Regions from separate parts of the Homo sapiens genome. Here region 1 is linked to region 2. The links are chromatin loops, found by intact Hi-C in ENCODE. Cell type or tissue: Caco-2. All regions are shown on one strand. Each heading gives the region's core, and the rest is flanking DNA. Links, peaks and the distances in the headings are about the cores only. Region 1 overlaps UBE2B (ubiquitin conjugating enzyme E2 B). Region 2 overlaps JADE2 (jade family PHD finger 2).

Evidence for each region. Hi-C counts contacts between places; a loop is a spot of excess contacts. Peaks named below come from ENCODE experiments on the same cell type or tissue, not always from the same donor. Only the 100,000 strongest peaks of a DNase experiment are listed, where the experiment ranks them.
Region 1: it touches region 2 in a loop (3-fold over the local background); 11 of 110 quality-filtered maps call a loop at or near these places.

The regions. Positions count from the first base shown.
Region 1 is chr5:134,389,474-134,400,122 of GRCh38, reverse strand. It overlaps UBE2B (ubiquitin conjugating enzyme E2 B), which reads right to left. Exons shown (of 6, transcript NM_003337.4): 6 at 8,015-9,898. The coding sequence ends at 9,770. Among named protein-coding and RNA genes, the nearest start is that of CDKN2AIPNL, 17 kb to the left of the region's middle. In Caco-2, for the core only: no CTCF peak of the experiment used is centred there; a DNase peak (open chromatin) is centred at 3,642.
Region 2 is chr5:134,578,384-134,589,102 of GRCh38, reverse strand. JADE2 (jade family PHD finger 2) reads right to left here. Exons shown (of 12, transcript NM_001388185.1): 12 at 5,876-10,609. The coding sequence ends at 9,786. Among named protein-coding and RNA genes, the nearest start is that of SAR1B, 49 kb to the left of the region's middle. RefSeq lists enhancers at 6,964-7,495, 7,496-8,028. In Caco-2, for the core only: a CTCF peak has its summit at 2,055; a DNase peak (open chromatin) is centred at 2,132.

The DNA.
Region 1 (10,649 bases), core at 1-8,000, 190 kb after region 2:
GACTTGGAGTGAAGATAGAGTGAGATCATAGGAAGGGACAAGTAATAAATAGGAGGAGAACTTTTTTTTTTTTTTTTTTTTTTTAAGATGGAGTCTCTCTCTGTCGCACGGGCTGAAGTGCAGTGGCGCTATTTCGGCTCACTGCAACCTCTGCCTCCCAGGTTCAAGCAGCTCTCCTGCCTCAGCCTCCCGAGTAGCTGGGACTACAGGCATGCGCCACTATGCCCAGTTAATTTTTGTATTTTTAGTAGAGACAGGGTTTCACCATGTTGGTTGGCCAGTATGGTCTCGATATCTTGACCTTGTGATCTGCCTGCCTTGGCCTCCCAAATTGCTGGGATTACAGGTGTGAGCCACCACGCCTGGCCTGGAGAACTTTTTTTTTTTTTTTTTTGTAAATCCAAACTACACCTAGAAAACTGCTTTCTGAAACATTCCTTAGTCTGTGGCTCACCTAATAATCCTCACTCAACCTTATCAGGAGGTAAGGATTCTGTCTGAACTCAGGATCCATTTGGATCGGTGGCCTACCTATGGGCAATGAGAGGAATCATATTAACTGTCACTGTCCATCCTCTGAGTCTTTGTAGTTTGTAGTAAAATACATACTGTCCCATATAAAAAATGAGAATTGTGTTACCCTAAATGTCAGATAATTTGGTGTTTCCCAGCTCTCCAGCTCTAAAGAATCTCTGCTGGGTATCCCTTTATGTCTGGAAGGAGACTGTCAGCTTCTGGTATCTGAGACCTGTGTGCCCTATAACATCTAGTTATGGCTATCGTTCTTAACTAGTTTAGGGATTCCTTTCTGTAGGAATTAAGAGTAAACACAGATCTTCAGAGGCAAGAGTTTTAGAACTTATTGAAGACTTTTGGTCATATGGAAACTTCATTCAACAAAGAGTGCACCCTTAAAAAAAATCTCTACTGTCATTGGGTATGTGTATCTGCGTGTGTGTGTGTGTATGTGTATGTATATACATACATATATATACATATGTAATGAAAAGCAAGCCAGGCAAGATTGTTTCTTCCCCAAAGTTCACTCTGCCTATTCTTTTTTTTTTTTCCCTTTCTTTTAAATTTAGAGACAAGATCTTGGTATGTTGCCCAGGCTAGAGTACAGTGGCTGTTCACAGGTACAGTCACAGTACACTACAGCCTTGACCTTCTGGCCTCAAGCCATCTTCCCATCTCAGCCTCCGGAGTGGCTGGGATTACAGATGCATGCTGCGCACAGCTCACTCTGCCTTTTCTAAAGTTAGGACTCCTGGGGCTAGGTGGTGGTGGTGTTGGCTACCCTTCTTATTTTGGTTTGGAAGGTTTTCATAATGACTGCAGTAGGGTCAGAGTCCTCTGCATGTGGTCCTATCAGTGATGGATGTGGGTCTGAAGCCCTGCTCATCAACACACACTGAACCAAATGAGGAGGTGGGGTAAAAAGACTATCATCTGAACAGATTTCTTGGAAATCAAAGAACAGAAAATAAAAATTGAGGCTGGGTGCAGGGGCTCCATGCCTGTAATCCCAGCACTTTGGGAGGTAGGAAGATCACTTGCTAGGAGTTCAAGACCAGCCTAGGTAACATAGTAAGACCCCATCTCTACAAAACAATTAAAAAAAAATAGGCATGGTGGTGCACACCTGTATGTAGTTCCAGCTACTTGGGAGGCTGAGGTGGGAGGATTGCTTGAGGACAGGAGGTTGAGGTTGCAGTGAGCCATGACCGAGCCGCTGTACTTCCAGCCTGACAACTGAGTGAGACCTTGTCTCCAAAAAGAAGGATGGGGAGAGGAAAAAAAATTGAGTGACATTGACACTATTTAGCCCCTATTCTTACCTACACTAGAGTGAGAGCTTTTTTCCTTGATGTTGTGTCAAACAGGGATGCCTCTTTAGAATATAAACCAGTGGTCCTAACCGAAGTCCTTTCTTTCCCAGCCTCATAGACTAATGAACCAATGAACCCAAAGTATCCTTGAATGTGGCCCCCTTCAGCCTCATTTGCCTTGGAGAATGTTGCTGTTAGGGGTCTGAGACAGGTCTTGGTCCTCACCTAATATGACAGAGAGGCAATGAACAGTAAAGAGGTCAACCTTGAGCTGTGGGGGCCTAGTGACTAAAGTTCTTGTTTTGCTATGAAAGTTGGCACCAAAATCTCATCCTTCTAGGGCTGCATTTTCCATTCCCTCTGACACTCTCATAGTAAGAATGTTGAATTGTCCCTAGTAGGTGTGAGCTGGTAGATATTCCTTCAAATTGAGTGTTACTTTACCTCAGTGTAGGCATTTGCAAAGTGGGGATGATTCTTACTTCAAACTTTATTGGAGGATTCAGTGGAAAAATGAATGTCTATGAGTACCTGGCACTTAGTAGGCTCTCTCTGCTTCATTCCTGCCCTAGTTTCCCTCTAAGCCCAAGGACGGAAGATAGGAAAGCTTTTCAACTAAGATTTACACAAAACAGGTGCCCACAATCATTCCACGCAACCAGGCTCCATCCCTGCAAAAGTGCTGCAGAAGTGGACCTTTTCAGTTTGTGGTGCCCAGCCCAACATGCAATCTGGCACCCATTAGATACTAGGTAAATGTCGTTGACTGATGAGTGGTGGCAGGCACTGAACAATGCAGCACCAACCAAAATGTCAGGTTGTTCTGTAGGGGGAAGTAGCAAAACCTCCAGGGGAAAGGGTTACCAGGTGGCAAACCTTGGCCAGAGCTCATGTCACCACTGCACCCTGCCCCCATGCAACCGCACCTCAATACTAGGTGCCTTGTCACCCCTGTATCACTGGATCTAGGAGGTCTGGAGCTTGTGCAGCCTGTGGGTATGTGCCTTTCATTGTGGGCATGGCCTTTGCTCCAGCACTTGCTATGTGGCAGGAGGCTTATCCTGGAGTTTGTTTTTGTTTTTTTGAGATGGGAGTTTTGCTCTTGGTGCCCAGGCTGGAGTTCAGTGGTGCGATCTTGGCTCACTGCAACCTCTGCCTCCTGGTTTCAAGCGATTCTCCTGCCTCAGCCTCCTGAGTAGCTGGAATTACAGGCAGGTGCCACCACGCCCAGCTAATTTTTTGTTTTTTTTAGTAGAGATGGGGTTTCATCGTGTTGGCCAGGCTGGTCTCAAACTCCTGACCTCAGGTAATCCACCAGCCTCATCCTCCCAAAGTGCAGGGATTATAGGCGTGAGCCACCACGCCCTGTCCTGGAGTTTTGTCCTACAAAGTGGCTACATTCCTTATCACTCTGGCTGTGAATTTTGGGCCCCAGCTCACTACAGAACCCAATTCCCCTTAAACCAGCTGTTTTCAACATCTCAGGTGGTAAGACTGTGACTCAGATTCCTTCTTTTTGTATTCACCAAATTATGTTTTATGATGATTTTCTACTTTTTCAACAAAAAACAGAACTGCTATTTAAGCCGGGAGTGGTGGCCCATGCCTGTAATCCTAGCTACTCAGGAGGCTGAGGCACGAGGATTGCTTGAGCCCAGCAATTTGAGTCTAGCCTGGTCAACATACGAGACCCTGTCTCTAAAAGATAAATAAATAAAATTAGCTGAGGTGGCACGTGCCTGTAGTCCCAACTACTCAGGAGGCTGAGGTTGGAACTGCTTGAGTCCAAGGGTTCCAGGCTGTAGTGAGCTGTGATCATGTGACTGCATTCCAGACTGGGCAATAAAGTGAGACCCATTTAAAATGTGCCCAGAAGCTCAGAGCTTGGACCCCAGAGGTCTCCTGTTATTCTACAGGACTCCTGCTCACAGCCTATGAATGCATGGCTAGAAGCTGTCCGGAAACCAGTTCTCAATCTTTGGCTTTAATAAAATTTCAGTCTTTAGTACTTGTATTGTTATTCTTACAGCCTAATCCCTGACTTGGTTTTGAGAGGAAGCCATGGTGATTGTAGTCTCAAGCTGCCCTGTGCAAAAGAAGACCCAGCCCCAGTCAAAGAATTAATGTAGCAAGACCCCGTCTATACCAAAAAAAGAAAAAAGAACTGTGTAAGCACTAAGATAGGAACTTTTTCCTACAGATTAGTTTATCAAACTTGCCACCTCCAAGTCCTGGTATTGCCTTGGCTGGCTTGCAGAAGGTTCTTTGTCTTTATTCTAAAGGCGACTTTCCAGCTGATGTTTCAGGGAGTTTCCACCTCAAACCACAACCTTATGGCCCATGCAGGAATACTCCTATGACCAAAGATCTCTGCTACACAGCAAGGTTACCAGTTTAGCTTTTCTTTGCAGTGCTACTTCTCACCTGTAGCTGAAACTAGTAACATGGGCTGAAGTCTCTGGATTTCACCCTGATCTCTGCCCAGTATGGTCATTAGGCCAAGCAAAAGCATCTTTTTCTATAGGAAGGGAAAATATCCCTTAGATTTAAAATGAGGTTAACAGCTAAGCAACTTCCCGTTGTTTTCTTTGTACTAACATCAACACAAAAACATAACATTTCCAATTCAATCTTATACAATGACTTTATACAGGGGCCAGCCAAAGAACTTCAAACCTTTCTGTTTGATATTCTCTTTTTCAGGAGTGCTGCTAGTCCAGCACTCCTGTACTCGTGGGTTATGGTATTGGCAAAAGATCTTGTTTGTAAAGGTGGAAAGGAAGAGGGCAATATATCCCTTGGGCTTCAGAAATAAAGCAGCATAACCAACCCTTTGCTTTTTGAGATGGAGTCTTGCTCTGTCACCCAGGCTGGAGTGCAGTGGTGCAATCTCAGCTCACTGCAACCTCCGCCTCCAGGGTTCAAGCGATTCTCCTGCCTCAGCCTCCCGAGTAGCTGGGATTACAGGCGCCCGCCACCACGCCTGGCTAATTTTTTATTTTACTAGGGATGGGGTTTCGCCATGTTGCCCAGGCTGGTCTCCAACTCCTGACCTCTGGTGATCCACCCGCCTCGGCCTCCCAAAGTGCTAGGATTACAGGCATGAGCCACCGCACCCAGCCCCCTTTGCTCTTAAGGGGATCTGCCTCAAGTGCTTTTATGTTTGCATTTTGGCAGTCTTAAAGACACAGTAGAGAACAACTCTTGCATTCCAGAAGAATGACTAAATTGTTCAGGTTGATGGAACCCCAGGGGATCTTTTCAGAGACAGGCTTTGATTCCCTTTACAGGAGTTCCCAGCCCAGTGGCACTTTATGAATCTGTCTTCCAAGTAAGACTTCAGAGGAGCCAACCTCCCCTAAAAGACTACAGAAGGATCATACTTGTAACCAAGACTGTTACTATTATATGAAGACTTTCTCTAATTGGCTTTGCTTTCTCTAGGCAGAGCCCACTCTATTATATATTAGAGTCTTCTCAAATATATTAATCCACAAGTCACTGATGAACAAAAGCAACATGTGGCCAAGCTTTAGCATTTACTTCCCAAAAGATTTCATATGCAAGTTTCTCACACAAGTCTGAATCTTACATATGCCAAAGAGAACTCTGGAGCCCAAGTTCTTCCAAAGTTCTTGATTTCAGCCATCAAGGAACTAATGTTGAGCTGTGGAGCAGTCAGATAACCAACAGGGTTTGTAATGTGCACAGCTCATTCATCTTTTTGGCTCAACTAAAAATTCCTAGGCCATCCTGTGAACACAAGAAGCCCTGAAAGCTCAAGATATTTCTGACAAAATTGTTTTTAAAAAAAGCTGTAGTGATGGTGAGGAGAATTCACTGAAGGAAGAATGGCACACATTTAATTGTGTCTTCTTTGTTGAAACGATAAAGAAAAAGTCCTTTCAACAATAAAATTTAGTTTCTAATATCTTTGCTGTCATATGCTAGAATGACTGATGATAACTAATCTTTCCCCCATCTGGTAACAGTTCATTCCCCCCTAACTAGATGGGAACTAAAGTAATAGAGCTACCATCTTGGCATAAGGCCTCTGTCCTATGGATAATTTCATTTACCGCGAACAGCTTTCCAACTATTCACTTTTCTGTTTAAATACATGATTCTCACATAACTCAGATTCCACTTGGACTCTACATTGTTGAATGCAATGGAAAAGAACTGTCATAAACACCATCAAGACTCCAAAATTTGATCCCTACCTCTTAAAACCTGGGAGAATTGAAATATGAAACACCTTAGACATAACTCTGAAGTGTAATATGATCCTCAGGGTTATCTCTTAAAGAATACTAAATGAATAAACTAAGTAGGCAGTTAACTTTGTTTAATGAGCATTAAACAAACTGTTAATAATACCACACCTTTAATAACTTACTTCTCCGCTATCTTCCACCTACATGAGTGTGAATTTAGAGCTGTGGAGCAGTCAGATAACCAACAAGGTTTGTAATGGGCACAGCTCATTCATCTTTTTGGCTCAACTAAAAATTCCCAGGCCATTCTGTGAACACAAGAAACATGGAAAGTTATTCATATTAATGAAACTTGGTGTGGGGGGTGGGTGGAGGAGAGAAATCCTACAGACTCAAGGATATTTCCAGGAAGGGGAAAAATGTGGCTTATTGATAAGTCAGTCCTTTATATAGAAACCAGAAAATGTTCCTAAAGTCAGTGGAAAATGGTAGTCAAGAAAACCCTTTCAGCTGAGTGCAGTGGCTCATGCCTGTAATCCCAGTGCTTTGGGAGGCCGAGGCAGGATGATCAGTTGAGCTCAGGACTTTGAGACCAGCCTGGCCAACATAGTGAGACATTGTCTCTACAAAAGTAAAAAAATTAGCCAGGCATGGTGGCATGCATCTGTAGTCTCAGCTACTCAGGAGGTTGAGGTGGTAGGACCGCTTAAGCCTGGGAGGTTGAGACTGCAGTGAGCCGCCTGGAGCCACTGGACTCCAGCCTGGGAAACAGAGCAAGACCTTGTCTCGGAAAAAAAAGGAAACCTTTTCATTGGAGTAGACACAAGTCTGTATAAAACTAAATCAGTTAAAAGTATTTCCACAAATTTGGATGTTGAAGTTCTGCAGAATTTCTAAAACCAATCTCAACCTCTTAAAAGATAGCACATTTCTGGGTAAGACCACATAGGGTTCAAATCCCAGTTCTATGACTTACTGGCTGGTTGATCTTGAGCAAGTCACTTCATCTGTCTATCTGTGGCTAGTTTCATTATCATCTTTTTTTTTTTTTTTGAGCCAGAGTCTCACTCTTATTGCCTAGGCTGGAGTGCAGTGGTGAGGTCTCGGCTCACTGCAACCTCTGCCTCCCAGGTTCAAGTGGTTCGCCTGCCTCAGCCTCCCGAGTAGCTGGGATTACAGGCACCTGCCACCACGCCTGGCTAATTTTTGTATTATTAGTAGAGACGGGGGGTTTCACCATGTTGGCCAGGCTGGTCTTGAACTCCTGAACTCAGGTGATCCGCCCACCTCAGCCTGCCAAAGTGCTGGGATTACAGGCATGAGCCACCGTATTTGTGAATTTGAAATGAAATAATATATGTTAAAAGTGCTTAGAATAGTGCCTTTCACAGATTATTCTGTGCTGGGGTATTGTTACAGGGAATTGTATCACACATGCATTTAAACTTTTTAACATGAATCCATCAATATAACTTTGTACCAACATAAACATTTTAGTTCTAGCTTCTTGCCCTACCATACATTTATGAAACTGACCTAGAGTTTAAAGTAAACACTTTTTGTATGACTCAACCTTGTAAATCGAAGGTTTATATCTGGTACTTAACCAAAGAAATAGGAATCTGTTCCAAGGCTGCAGAAAAAAGTGAGGAGTTATGTATAGATTGAACCTTCTTAAGGATTTTCTCGAAAAGGAATGTGGATGCTATGAGTTTTATGCATATGTTGAATTTTGGAGTTAGAACTCACTGACCTCCCTGTAAAGTAACATGTAACTTCTTTATAATTATCTACCAATACTTGAAATTTTCCTGTTTTAAACTGGGAAAGGCAAAAACAGGTCAAGGATAAAAATGGATGTTGAAATAGTAACCAAATAGCATTTAATGAAATAAGAGGGCAGACCCTCATAGCTACTGTATATTTAATCTAGGAGTTACTGGAGTGAATGTCTATAGTTTGTTTTGGAGCTAAACTATAAAAGCACCACACAATTAAAGCATCTTTTTGGGAGCCACGATTCCAGTGAGTGAATTCCCATTTGTATCAAAGTTCCCTAAGATCATACACTTACCTCAGAATTTGCCAAGTAATAGCTTTTATTTTTAAAGACAGGGTATTGCTCTGTCACCCAGGCTGGAGTGCAATGGCATAATCACAGCTCACTGCAGCCTCAACCTCCTAGGCATAAGCTATTCTGCCACCTCAGCCTCCTAAGTAGCTGAGACTACAGGCAAGTGCCACTATGCCCAACTAATTTTTTAAAAAATTTAAAGTAGAGAAAAGTCTTATTATGTTGCCCTGGCTGGTCTCAAAGTCCTGGCCTCAAGTGATCCTCCCGCCTTTGCCTCCCAAAGTGCTGGGACTACAGGTGGGAGCCACCTGGCCCAGCCTATAAGCATTTATCCAATCAATGTTAAACGTTGCATAATGAATAGAAGCTGTAGATATTGCCATACTGTAATCCAATTTTATGGATATGAGAAGAAACTCTTGGGGTTACTAAAATAGCTGTTTTAACTACTAGAGAGACTACACAGGTGGTTCAACAGAATTTACTTGTATATTTTCCATTTTCTATACTATTTGAAGGCATAGGATAGTTTTGTATTAGCTTTCTACAATACTGTGTTTTAAATTTATCCAGTAAACTAAGATGCAGTACAACTTTTATACAACTCAGGAGATTAAAAAAAAAATCTCCACAAGAAGAAGCAACTCAGCAGGCCCTGGCATTAAAACATTTCCCAGAATAAACAGATATGCATTGCATTAAAGGTAATTTTCAAATATTTAAGTTACACCAAGATTTCCCTCCAATATGTGCCTTTCTCAAACCAATGCAACTAATTCATTGCTAATACTGGGGCATGAATTTTTGGCAAATGTTTATGGTTTTACTTTCTTCATTAATCAAAAAATTTTTTAAAGTGCTACCAAGCAGCAAAACAAGTCGCATCAGTTCTCTGCTCATGGCAGAAGTGCCAACTGTGAAATCGCAAAAGGTACAGTTTTAACAGTAAGTAATGCATGAAGAAACTGTAACAAATGGCCTAAATACAGAGTTGGACAGAGTCAAACCAGTTATGTCTAGAATTACTCAATTGAAACTAATAGAGGTACATTCAAAATAAAGTTGGAGATTATAATCGCTATTTAGAATCAAATTTGAAGACTTCCTTGATAAAATATAAGAATGTTCTTTTGAAATTGTAAATGAAACTATCAATAGATGGAGAGCTAGAGACTTATTAACCCCTCCTACACACATAAGGAAATAAGTGACAAAGTCTCTTGCACTGAAGTTATGTATTTTAACAGCTTTACATGTAATATTCATATATAAAAAACTTTAAGTGCTTTTCTCCAATTTAAAAATCTAAAGAATTCAAAAATAAGGCATTCAATATTTGAAAAAAGTACAGATTTACAAAATGTGTATATTCTGTCATGAAAACTCCACACCAACATTATACACTTGGAAAAAAATACAAACAGGATATATTACAAATTTATGCAGCAATAACTTAGTTCACACCATGCAATAAAAAGTACATTAATCAAGATACACAAGCTTTTGTAGGTTCTAAACTGAAGGACTTTTTTCTTTTTTTTCTGCAGAATCCTTAAAACCTGTGGCACTTAAAATTTGTTAGCCTTTCTAATGAGAGGTAAATTATACACAACAATGATGAAAAAGATTAACAGACCAGTTGTCTATTATGAATCATTCCAGCTTTGTTCAACAATGGCCGAAACTCTTTTCTCATATTCTCGTTTGTTTTCCTGATAAAGCTGTGCTGCCTGGCTATTGGCTGGACTGTTAGGATTCGGTTCATCCAGCAGAGACTAGGAGGAAAGAAAAGAAAAAACAGATTTGCATAGTTGTTCTTTATACCAACAGGGGTCAGATATGGAATATATTACAGAAAAGTTATACAAAACAACAAATTACTTCAGAGATTAACATGTCATATAATTTTGGGTCTAAATACTTTTAGAAATGATTTGATAAATACTATGGGGTTTCCTGCTGCTAAGGAACTTAAGCTTCTGAAATAAAGTTCTCAATTGCCTTAAGACCTATAATTTCAGCTGGGTACAGTGGCTTGTGCCTGTAATCCTAACACTTTGGGAGGCCAAGGCAGGAGGATCCCTTGAGCCCAGCAGTTCAAGCCCAGCCTGGGCAACATAGGGAGACCCTGTTTCTATTAAAAAAGAAAAAGAGGTCGGGTGTGGTGGCTCACGCCTGTAATCCCAGCACTGTGGGAGGCCGAGGCGGGCAGATCACCTGAGGTAGGGAGTTCGAGACCAGCCTGACCAACATGGAGAAAACCCCGTAATTTCTAAAAATACAAAATTAGCCGGGTGTGGTGGCGCATGCCCGTAATCCGCTACTCGGAAGGCTGAGGCAGGAGAATTGCTTGAACCCGGGAGGCAGAGGTTGCAGTGAGCTGAGATCGCGCCACTGTACTCCAGCCTGGGCAACAAGGGTGAAATTCCGTCTCAAAAAAAAAAAAAAGAAAAAAGAAAAGAAAAAAATACCTATAATTTGAAAGAAATCAGAAAAGAATATTCTTAAGCATATTGAGACGTTCTC
Region 2 (10,719 bases), core at 1,819-9,818:
GCAGGTTGATCCATGCTGTAGCACAGGACAGGATTTCCTTCTTTTTTAAGGCTGAATAATATTCCATTGTATGTGTATACATTTTCTTTATCCATTCATCTGTCAATGGATATTTAGGTTGCTCCTACCTCTTGGCTATTGTGAACAGTGCTCCCACCAATCTGAACTCTTTAGATGTTGAGCTGAGACAGCAAATAAATGGGCTTGTGAGCTCTGGGGAGCAGAGGTCCTTCAAGGACACTACGGAGCTTCTGTTCAGCATTGGATTGGAATGTCAGGTATAAGGGAGGCTGTGGCTGAGTTAAGACAGGCCCAGCTGTGTCCTGGGTCACTGGCTGCAGCCCATTTTCCATTGTTCTCACACTGTAGGTGTCATCATGTTGGGGTTGTTGGGATAGTTTAGGATTTGCCACAGTGTATAAAACATGGAAAACCATGCTCCTGCCTCAGCCCCCTGCCTGGAACACAGTGGAAAGAGGGACCTGAGGCTTCCCACTAGGAATGCCAGGGAAAATACAGGATGCAATATTTGGAAAATGTACTGAGGAACTACTCTCTGAAATTTGAATGTAACTACATGCCCTATATTTTTATTTGCTAAATCTGACAGCCTCCCTCCTACCCACTGAAAATCTCTCCAGCCAGCAAATGGGGACCCTGTATCCCTACCCATGTTTCCTCAGAATGGGCTGGTGCGGATGCTTCTGAGCTCAGGCCTGGCTTGGAGTACTGGGGGCCAAGCAATACTCTGCTACGATGAGCTTGCCCTTAAGCCACCTGCTTGACTGAAACCCCATCCTTTCTTCCCTCCCTTTGACTCTTGGCAGGGAGTCCATCTGAACTCAAAAGGCTGCCTTGAAGTCCATATTTTATTATCTCTCTAAAAAAATTTTCTTCAGACAGGTATGGTGGTTCATGCCTGTAATCCCAGAGCTTTGAGAGACCAAGGGCTGAGGTGGGAGGATCACTTGAGCCCAGGAGTTGAAGGCTACAGTGAGCTGTGATTGCACCACTGTGCTCTAGCCTAGGCAGCAGAGTGAGACCCTATCTCAAAGAGTGAGACCCTGTCTCTTTTTTTTTTTTTTTTTTTTTTTTTTTTTTTTTTGCAGTAGAGATGAGGTCTCACTATGTTGCTCAGGCTGGGCCTGAACTCATGGGCTCAAGCGATCTTCCCAATTCAGCTTCCTAAAGCACTGGTATTACAGACATGAGCCACCACTCCTGGCCAATCTCCTTTTTTTTTCAGATGGAGTCTTGCTCTGTCACCCAGGCTGGAGTGTGATGGCACCATCTCGGCTCACTGCAACCTCTGCTTCCTGGGTTCAAGGGATTCTCCTGCCTCAGCCTCCTGAGTAGCTGGGATTACAGGTGCCCGCCACCATGCCTGGCTGATTTTTGTATTTTTAGTGGAGACGGGGTTTCACCATGTTGGCCAGGCTGGTCTCAAACTCTTGACCTTGTGATCCGCTTGCCTCGGCCTCCCAAAGTGCTGGGATTACAGGTGTGAGCCACCGCGCCCGGCCCTCCTCTTTTTTATTCATTATTTTTATTTTAATTTTCTTTTCTTTTTTTTTTTTTTTTTTTTTTTTTTTTTTTTTGAGACAGGGTAGTTGCGAGGCCACTTGGAGCTACCTGCATTTCCAGCATGGGCCAGAGGTGCCTATGTGAGTCCTGAAGCTTTCATCGCCAAGAAAAGATGCCTTTGCTGCCTCCTCTGGCCGCTCTGAACACAGTCGGAGGCTGCAAGGAGGACTGAGGCCAGCTCTAGAAGGACCAAGTGCTCTCTCTCTCTCCACTCTGCTGTGAACTTCCTTCCTTTCTTTGGCAGGGTCTGGGTCTCCTTAGCCACCCATCCAACCCGGGACTGGGCACCCAGCGGACCTCAGCCAATAGTTTATTCTCCCAAGAGGCGCCTCGTCCCTTAACAACCACCCTGTCACTGAAGCCTGATAGAGAAGACTCTACTCTGCCCTGGCTGGCAAGGGGGCATGCAGCAGGAGGTGCTGGAGTGCAGGAGCCTCAGCAGGGACAGAGGAGGGGGAGGCTGGAGCTCTGCAACCTGGAAATGAGGGGTTGGCCCTGGCCCTGTGGGCCTTGCCACCCGCGGTGGGAGTTGCCAGGGCTAGGGCCTAGCGGGCAGCAGGGGGCGCCCCAGACCCTATCTTGCAGGAGTTTGGAGCGACTAAGGGAATTCAGAGAGGGCAATGGAGACTTTCCTCACCCCACAGATTAATACTCTCTCACTAGCAGCACAGTCTCAGTGTGTCACTGCACACTGATTTGTGATTATCTACTTAAAGTCTGTCTCCCACTTTGGCCTGGTCTCTGGAAGGGGCGTGTTGTCCCCACAGTGTCCTCAGGGCCCTGCAGCAGATTCTCAGTGAGTGCTGAATCAATATCTCAATATCTGCATGAATGAAAGGTGGTTCCCTAGGCTGGGCGCAGTGGTTCACACCTGTAATCCCAGCACTTTGGGAGGCCGAGTCAGACAGATCACGAGGTCAGGAAATCGAGACCAGCCTGGGCAGCCTGGTGAGACCCCGTTTCTACTAAAAATACAAAAAATGAGCCAGACGTGGTGGCGAGTGCCTGTAGTCCCAGCTACTTGGGAGGCTGAGGCAGGAGAATCGCTTGATCCCGGGAGGCAGAGGTTGTAGTGAGGAGGGATCGCGCCACTGCACTCCAGGCTGGCCAACAGAGTGAGACTCCGTCTCAAAAAAACAAAAACAAAAACAAAGGTAGTCCCCAAGACCACCCCCAGCCTCCCATCAGATCCCTATGCCATCAGCTGTGAGTCCTGGTGGCAAGAGGACTGGCCCACCATGAGGGAGCTGCGACCAGGTCAGTGCCATCCTCCTCCAGTCCCACACTCAGGGGCTCTCAGCGGGCAGGGATAGCCAACTCCAGGGGAGAAGCCTAGGAGTGCTAATCAAATGTGAGACTCCCACCCTCAAGCAGCCATGTAGGCTGGTGCAGAGAGGATCCCAGAGGGACCAGGGCTGGGAATGCAGGGCCAGGCCTGGTGGTCCTCAACCTCCTGCCTTCCCTTGGGGAAGGGGGTCAGGGGTTCCTCATGGCTATCTGTCTCTCACTCCATAGGAGCCTGGATGACTCCTGGGCAACTCAAGGGAAGGCTGAGGGTCTCTAGGGCTCTGCTGCCCAACAGGGTAGCTACTAGCCACATGTGGCTTTGAGCACTTGAAATGTGGCTAGTCTGAATTGAGATGTGCTGTAAGTGTAAAATACACCCTGGATTGTGAAAAGAATGCAAAATCTCTCATTAATAGTTATTTTACATTGATTACATGTTTAAAGACATTTGGATGTAATGGGTTAAATAAAATATATTATTAAAATTCCCTATATCTGTTTTTGTTTGTTTGTTTTTTGAAACAGAGTCTCACTCTGTCGCCCAGGCTATAGTGTAGTGGTGCTATCATGGCTCACTGCAGCCTCAACCTCCCAAGCTCAAGCAATCCTCCCACCTCAGCCACCCGAGTACCTAGGACTAAAAGTGTGCGCCACCATGCCCAGCCAATTAAAATTTTTTTTTTTGTAGAGATGGGGTCTTGCCATGTTGTCTAGGCTGGTCTCGAACTCCTGGGTTCAAGCAATCCTCCTGCCTCGGCCTTCCAAAGTGCTGGGATTACAGGCATTAGCCACCATACCTGGCCCTGTTTTTCACTTTTTAAAAATGGGGCTACTAGAATTTCAAATGTGACTTGCACTATATTTCTAAAGAACAGACCAACATGTACCCTGAATCCCCCTGCCCTACATTTATCAGCTGGGTTAGGTTCACAGGTGAGGTTTTATTTATTTATTTTGTTTGTTTTTATTTTTGTTTTTTTTAAAGACAGACTCTTGCGCTGTCTCCCAGGCTGGAGTGCAGTGGCATGATCTTGGCTCACTGCAACCTCTGCCTCCCGGGTTCAAGCAATTCTCCTGCCTCAACCTCCCTTTAGTCCCTGTAGCTGGGATTACAGGTGTGCATCCCCACACCTGGCTAATTTTTTGTGTTTTTAGTAGAGATGAGGTTTCACCAGGTTGGCCAGGATGGTCTCAAACTCCTGACCTCAAATGATCCACCTGTCTTGGCCTCCCAAAGTGCTGGCATTACAGGTATAAGCCACCTGGCCCAGCCGACACAGGTGTGGTTTTAGAGTGAGGGGCAAGCCTGAGTCATTCTTCTGGATCACTGTGGTCCTGCTTTGGGCTGGCTGCAGGAGGAGGGAGAAGCTGTGGTGCCAAGTCCACGGCAGCTGGGCCATGGGGCTGACAGTTTCTTACCATGGCCAGGTGGGCTGGCCACCCAGATACCCCCTCAGCCCCAGGGCTGATTTCCTGCCAGCATCCCATGCTGATTCCACAGTTGAGGACGCTGAGCTCTTCCCATTCACAGCTGAGCTGCTGGAGCTGGGGCTGAGAGAACATCCACAGCCTGTTTTTCCAGGTTCCCAGGTGCCCTAACAGGGAGACCTCCCTCCACGGGCATTTTGGGCACACACACACTCCACCCCAAATTTACTTCCAATACCTTGTGCATTGTGGACTCAGAACATTGGATCTGGAGGCACCCTTGGGAACCTACCGTCTACTGCTCTGGAGAGGAAATGGGTCAATTCTCTGTGGCAAACAACTAAGTCAGTGGCCCCAGAAGCTAAGATGCTTTGAGTCTTAATGTAACCTCTGTCCCTCACAGCCTTGTTCTGAGCCCTCAGAGGAGGTTCAAGACCCTCCCGATATAGCTTGATCCATCTTTGCATAGGCCAAACCCTCTATGAGGAATGCCCGTCATCCCTTTCTCCGATGCAGCTTCCCTTGGGCTAGCAACTATTTTTCATTAGGTCTCCAATGTCTGGAGGTTCTAGGGGGACAGGGGCCTGGTGACATGCACAGTATACAACCCAGCACACTGGCAGTGAGGTGTCCGGTCAAGACTACTTGTTGAATGAATCAATGAATCAATGAATTAATGGTGTCACTTCCTCAGAGAAACCCTTCCTGAACCCCTTCACCCCTAGACCAGCCCAGGCCTCCATGAAAACTCCCAGTTCCCTCACTGCCTGTGTGAGCCACCCCAAGCAAGGACAGCAGCTATATTCCCCACACTCTTTTCAGAGCCTGGCTCAGGGTAGGTGCTCAGAAAATCATGAATGAAAAACAAACTCAAGCAAAAATCTTCACTGACCTAGGGACACTCCCTGGAGGCTCCTCCCAAACTTTCCTACGGTCCCAGACAGGTGGTTGTAGCAGGTGGGGAGTGCAGCAGTCCTGCCTTGGATGCAGAGCTTTACCTCTTAGCACATCTTCGACTTTAGGTGCATCCCTCATCCTCTCAATTCCAGGGGAACATATTGAAGATCAAATGAAATACTGCCCTGAGGCTAGGGGCGGCTTACGCCTGTAGTCCCAGGACTTCAGGAGGCCGAGGAAGACGGATCACTTGGGCCCAGGAGTTTGAGACCAGCCTGGGCAACATGGGAAAACCCTGTCTCTACAAAAATTACCAAAATCAGCCAGGCATGGTGGCATGCACCTGTAGTCACAGCTACACGGAAGGCTGAGGTGGGAAGACAGCTTGAGCGCGGGATGTCAAGGCTGCAGTGAATCAAGATTGCAGCCTGGGTGACAGAGTGAAATCCTGTCTCAAATAATAATAATAATAATAATAATGAAAAATATAAATACTGCTCTGAAATTATAGCCCTTGGTGTGCACTGAACATCTTTATTATGATTCCTTAGGAGGTGGCAGCTGATCCCTTGGAAAACTCAGGGACCCCGTGGTTTTGCTGAGCCCATTGTCGGGTGTGTGTGTGGGACTCCCAGGGTTCCCTACCCCATCCAATGCAATGGAGCCTCACACCAGCCAGCACAGAAAACACTGCTTTATTAACTGCGTTTGCCAACACACGAGGAGTGCAAAGGGCTCCCTATGACACAAGCCCTGGTGGGGCCGGGGTCTGGAAGCCCCCATGAGTGAGCAGGACAGGATGGGGCTGGGAACTATGCAGCAGCGGCAACACAGAATCATGCAGGGCACAGCGGGCACTGGCCACACCCAGGTGACCATACATTCTATTGCTCGTTAAGGGTTGCGCACATGGACAATGTACAAAAAGGAGAAATAGGTCTTTGCGTTAATGAAAAATACATTTTTTCTCTACAAAGGAATCTTTTCTAATACAAGAAAATAAATATTGCAACATAAGCCAAAAATAATTTAAAATTGCTCTTTTCAATATATTTTCAATATTTCTCTTGTATATTAACAAATGGCACATCACTTTCTTTGAAACAAAGACAGAAGGTGTCTCCTCCTGTGACATTCATATCATCCCCCCACCGTCCCCTCAAACTGACGTGGAACACAAAGTGTTTGTGCCTCTGAGGGAGAAAGTGGCAGGAGGTGCCTTAAAGAACAACCAAAGGTCTCAGACTCCAGCCCTGGCTCATTGGCCAATGTGGCCAGCGAGGCCAAGGGCATGGGAGAGTGCCCTCCCCAAGGGCCTTGCTATAGAAATCCAGATCATTTTTCAGTGGTTTGCATATGGACAAAGGTTGGCCACATCTGGCAGTTAGCAAGGAAATGCCAAGTTCAGCCGCTGCCAATGTTGGTTAGAATTGGGCAGTTGAATCTCTAGGAATTGTCCCAGCTAGTCCCAGTGTGCCCATACACAGTATACACAGGCATGCCTGCATACGGACACACGAGACGTGGCCTGGCACACCCCCCACAAACAATTCAACATCTATGTCTGGAAACCTGGGGTGGCTTCTCCAAGGAAGCTGAGGCCCTTACATTGCAAATGCTCACACACTGTCACTAAGTCAGGCTCATTTAATAAAATAAACCCTTCTACCTTTCTTCTTCTCATTTGTTTCAAAATACATTTATGATACATAAAAATACTTTTCTTGCACATTATCCTTTGTCATGTGATGAGGGGGAAGGAGGTGGTGGGCGGTCAGGTCAGTGAGAAGGGGGACGATAGCCAGAATGAGTTACAGAGCAGCTTCTCCTTCCCTGCGGAGGAGCTGTGTGTGGAGGCAGATGTGGTTGAGAGAAAGATCTACCTCCACCTCTGACCTGGAAAAGGAACCTGCCTCAGTCTCAGGGACAGCAAAGCCCTCTACACTGGGGACAGTAGACCGGAAAAAGACAGAAGCGGCTGTGACCAACAGGGGAAAGGCTGGGAACTGGGGGAGGATGGGTGGCTGGCATCCTTCTCCTTGCAGCCTGCTGGACATCCTGGAGGTGGAGACAGCTGCCTGAAGAAGATTGCTCCAGGGCTTGGCCTGGGAGTGAAAGGGCACCCCAAATGAAAGGCCACCCCCCTCCCCTCGCAGCAGCCAGCCAGCCTAACAGACATCTGGGTTCTGCAGGACACAGGCTCAGCAACAGTCCAGTCCAAAGCAACAGCCAATGAAGAAGGGCCAGAATCCAGAGGCCAACAATGTGAGCAGAGGCTCTTGGAAGAACACCAGCCAGCCCGAGGCAAGGGGCCAGACTCGTTGCACCCTCTCCCTAATTCTCCACCCACCCCTGCCACCAGGGAGGCCCAGCCCCTGCCCCAGGATGGTGTGAAGGGGCAAGGGGCCAAGTGCTGAGACTGCTGGACCCTGGGCTTTCTGGGACCCCTGGCAGAGTTTGGTTGTTCTTTAAGCTCACCTCTTTGCTTCCTGCAGGGTCAGACCGGGCAATCTGGCACAGACAGGGTTGCAGCCCGAGGTGACCCAAAGCATGGGGAAGGAAGAAGTTCTGTTCAAAGGCAGTAAACAGAGACTGGGGTTGGGACACTGATGCTGACACTGACTGGTCACTACTACCAAGGCGGGCAGGCAGACTAAACTCTACAGGGTAGCTCATGCCATCCCAACGCCCAGAATCCTTGAAGCCCACCCCACTCCCTCCGAGTCCACCCGGACTAGACACATTTGTCCGATCCTCTGAACTGAGTCATTATCTTTGTTTCCTGTTTTGCTAAAATTCACATGAAATTGAGTGTCGATGACAATGCCACTGTCGTACCTTGATAGTTTTGGAGTTAGGGGTGGATGAAGGTCAAGCTGTTCCCCATCCTGCTTATTTGCTTTATGTATTTGGGGAGGAGGGAACCACATGGTAAAGACGTTTTCCATGCTGGTTTCACCGTCAGTATCTTTCCCCTCTGTGAGTCTCACAGTTTAGGAAAGCTCACAGTGGGCTCAGCCCAGGATCTGAAATCTAACACCCAGGTACACTTCAGCAGCAGCAAAGCATCCTCTTCCAAGCGCTTGAGCTCTTCTCCTTGGGTGTGTGCAATGAACATGTTTCTATACTTTGTTGCTAAAGAACTCCATTTAAAAAAAAGTCCAAATGACAAGTTGTCAGGTCCAGGCTGTGCTGTATTATGGTCAAAATATTCTTTGGCATCCACAGAATGATTCGACTGATTCACTGGACTTTTTGCAAGGTTCTTTTTGGAGAAGTTCTGGCTTTACCAGTGGTGGAAGTGACCCAGGAGTAATTCATCAAAGAAAAAAAAATGTTTTCACGGAATTCCTTTTTTGTTGTTCCCTGAGCTATCACCCTGGGGCCACTCTACTGAAACTCTTCAGAGCAACTACCTGGGACCTAAGGGTGGGGTGGGGAAGGCAGGACGGCGGGGGGGGATGGCAGGACGGGGGGGGGGATGGCTGTGCGAGGGGTTAAGGCTCAGGAACAGGGGAACATCCAGCAAGACTTACAACAGCCCCAGCGGCCAACACCGGCCCGCCCTGGGCCCCGGGATCCCACTGCTTGTTGGAAGGAGGAGTTTCCAAAAGGAAACCACGGAAGAAGCTCATCTTGTAGCAGGACTAGGAAACTTGAAAAGGCAAACGGTCTGGTCTGGTCAGCTCTGTCTGAGCGTGACCAGACTTCGGCCGAGACTGGCCCCGAAGGAAGGAAGGAAGTTGGAGCCTCAGAGTGATTCTCTACAGTGGGCTGGTCTGAGCCCCATGACCCTGTCTGGGCACTGGCCCTCCCCTACAGCCCTCCACCTGCACTGGCAGCTGGCTGTTTGGGAGTCCCCTGAGTAAATGGCACAGCTCAGGAGGGATTCTGGGAACCCCTTCCCAGAGCCGCTGGGCTGGGCACTGGCAGGGGCAGAGCAGCAAGGGAGGGGAGGGTGGCAGGGTGGGCAGGCAGGCCTCAGATGATACGGGCTGATCAGGAACAGCTTTCAGTTCCCCTGGAACTAGCGGGCCCTCTGCACCCCCTCAGTGCTTTCTCATATAAACTCGTTGTGCTTGTGACAGTGAGTAGACTCTGGCTGGGTATCGTTTATTATACTTCCTTGGGGATCGGTGGAGTGTAGCAGGACCCCCCAAATGGACCCCAGTGGGATCTGGGGGCAAGGCGGGGTAGGCCCTGGACTGGCCCATCTGCCATGAAATAATGCCCAAACGACAGTCTGTGTCACCCAGTGGCAGTGGGCTGGAGTCCTGAGCTCTTGTCCACCTTGCTTGCATCTAGCCAGGAGCCCAGCAATACCACGTGGGCAGGGCAGGGATGGTGCGCGGGACCTGGCAGGGTCCTAGCGGCCGGAGCCGTGGAAGGAATCCTAATGTCCTAGGCCAGCACAGAGGAAAGACAACAGTGTAGAATTCAAAACTCTCTCTATATTAAAAATAAAACCACGACGGAGTGGCAGCCTCGAGGGTCTGGGACACTCAGCAGAGACTGGAAATGGCAGTTGTGACTGGGCTGAGGCCTTGTGGGGGGACCAGGGCAGGGCCTGGGACAGGGAAGGGGGTGAGTTAGGAGGCCAGTACGCCCATGCGGACCACCTCCTCTGCCCCTGCCTCCCGGGGACCCCGCTGCACCCCACCGTCCTCGGCCTCTACATCTGAGTCGCTCATCTCCCCATCAGAGAAGTAGCCATCAGTCTCAGTGTCAAAATGCAGGCTGACCTTGGGCCTCTCAGCCACAGCTGAAGGTGGTCCCATCCCAGCATCAGGCCTGGCACCCGGCAATCTCCGGGTTACCTTGCTCTCGCGGGGTGGCCGGAGCCGGCCCAAAGGCTTAGGGCTTGCTGCAGGGCCAGGCACTTGGACATCTGAGTCAGCAGCTACTGAGGCTGCCTCGTCCGGGGTCTCAGGGGCCAGTGGCGGGGGGCTTTCAGGGGTGGCTAGGATGGGACAGTCCCCGGCTGCAGGGCTGGACGGCAAGTGAGAAGATGTCCGACGTGGTGGCTTCCTGGTAGGTGGCCCTTGACCCCCCTTGCCACTGCCTGCATCCTGGCCCCAGGTCTTCTTGGGGGCTTTGTCTGGAGTCGTCCGTGAACCAGGCCCGTCCTGCGGTGGTGGTGGTGGTGGTTTCTTCTTGGCAGGCAGGCGGGTGCGGCCTCGGGCCTTCCTAGCAGGGTCACCAGGTCGCAGCGAGGGGTCCCGCATGAAGCTGAGCAGTGTCTCCTCGTCCTGCAGCAGTTCCTCTGACAGCAGCCCTGGAGCAGGGTCCTCGCGGTGCCCATTGTTCAGTGGCCACTCGCTCATGGCCATGTTCTCTGCTGTGATCTGCACCGACTGTGCCAGCCAGCTGTTGAAGAAGGTGCCATCGATGGGGAATGAGGTGGACAGGCCTGCTGAGGGGAGAGAGGAGGCAAGTGAGACGCCAGCAGACGTGTGTCCCACCCTTTCAGGAAGCCCACTGACGCTCCCAGCACACCACCAGGCATCGTCTTCTCTCTGTCCC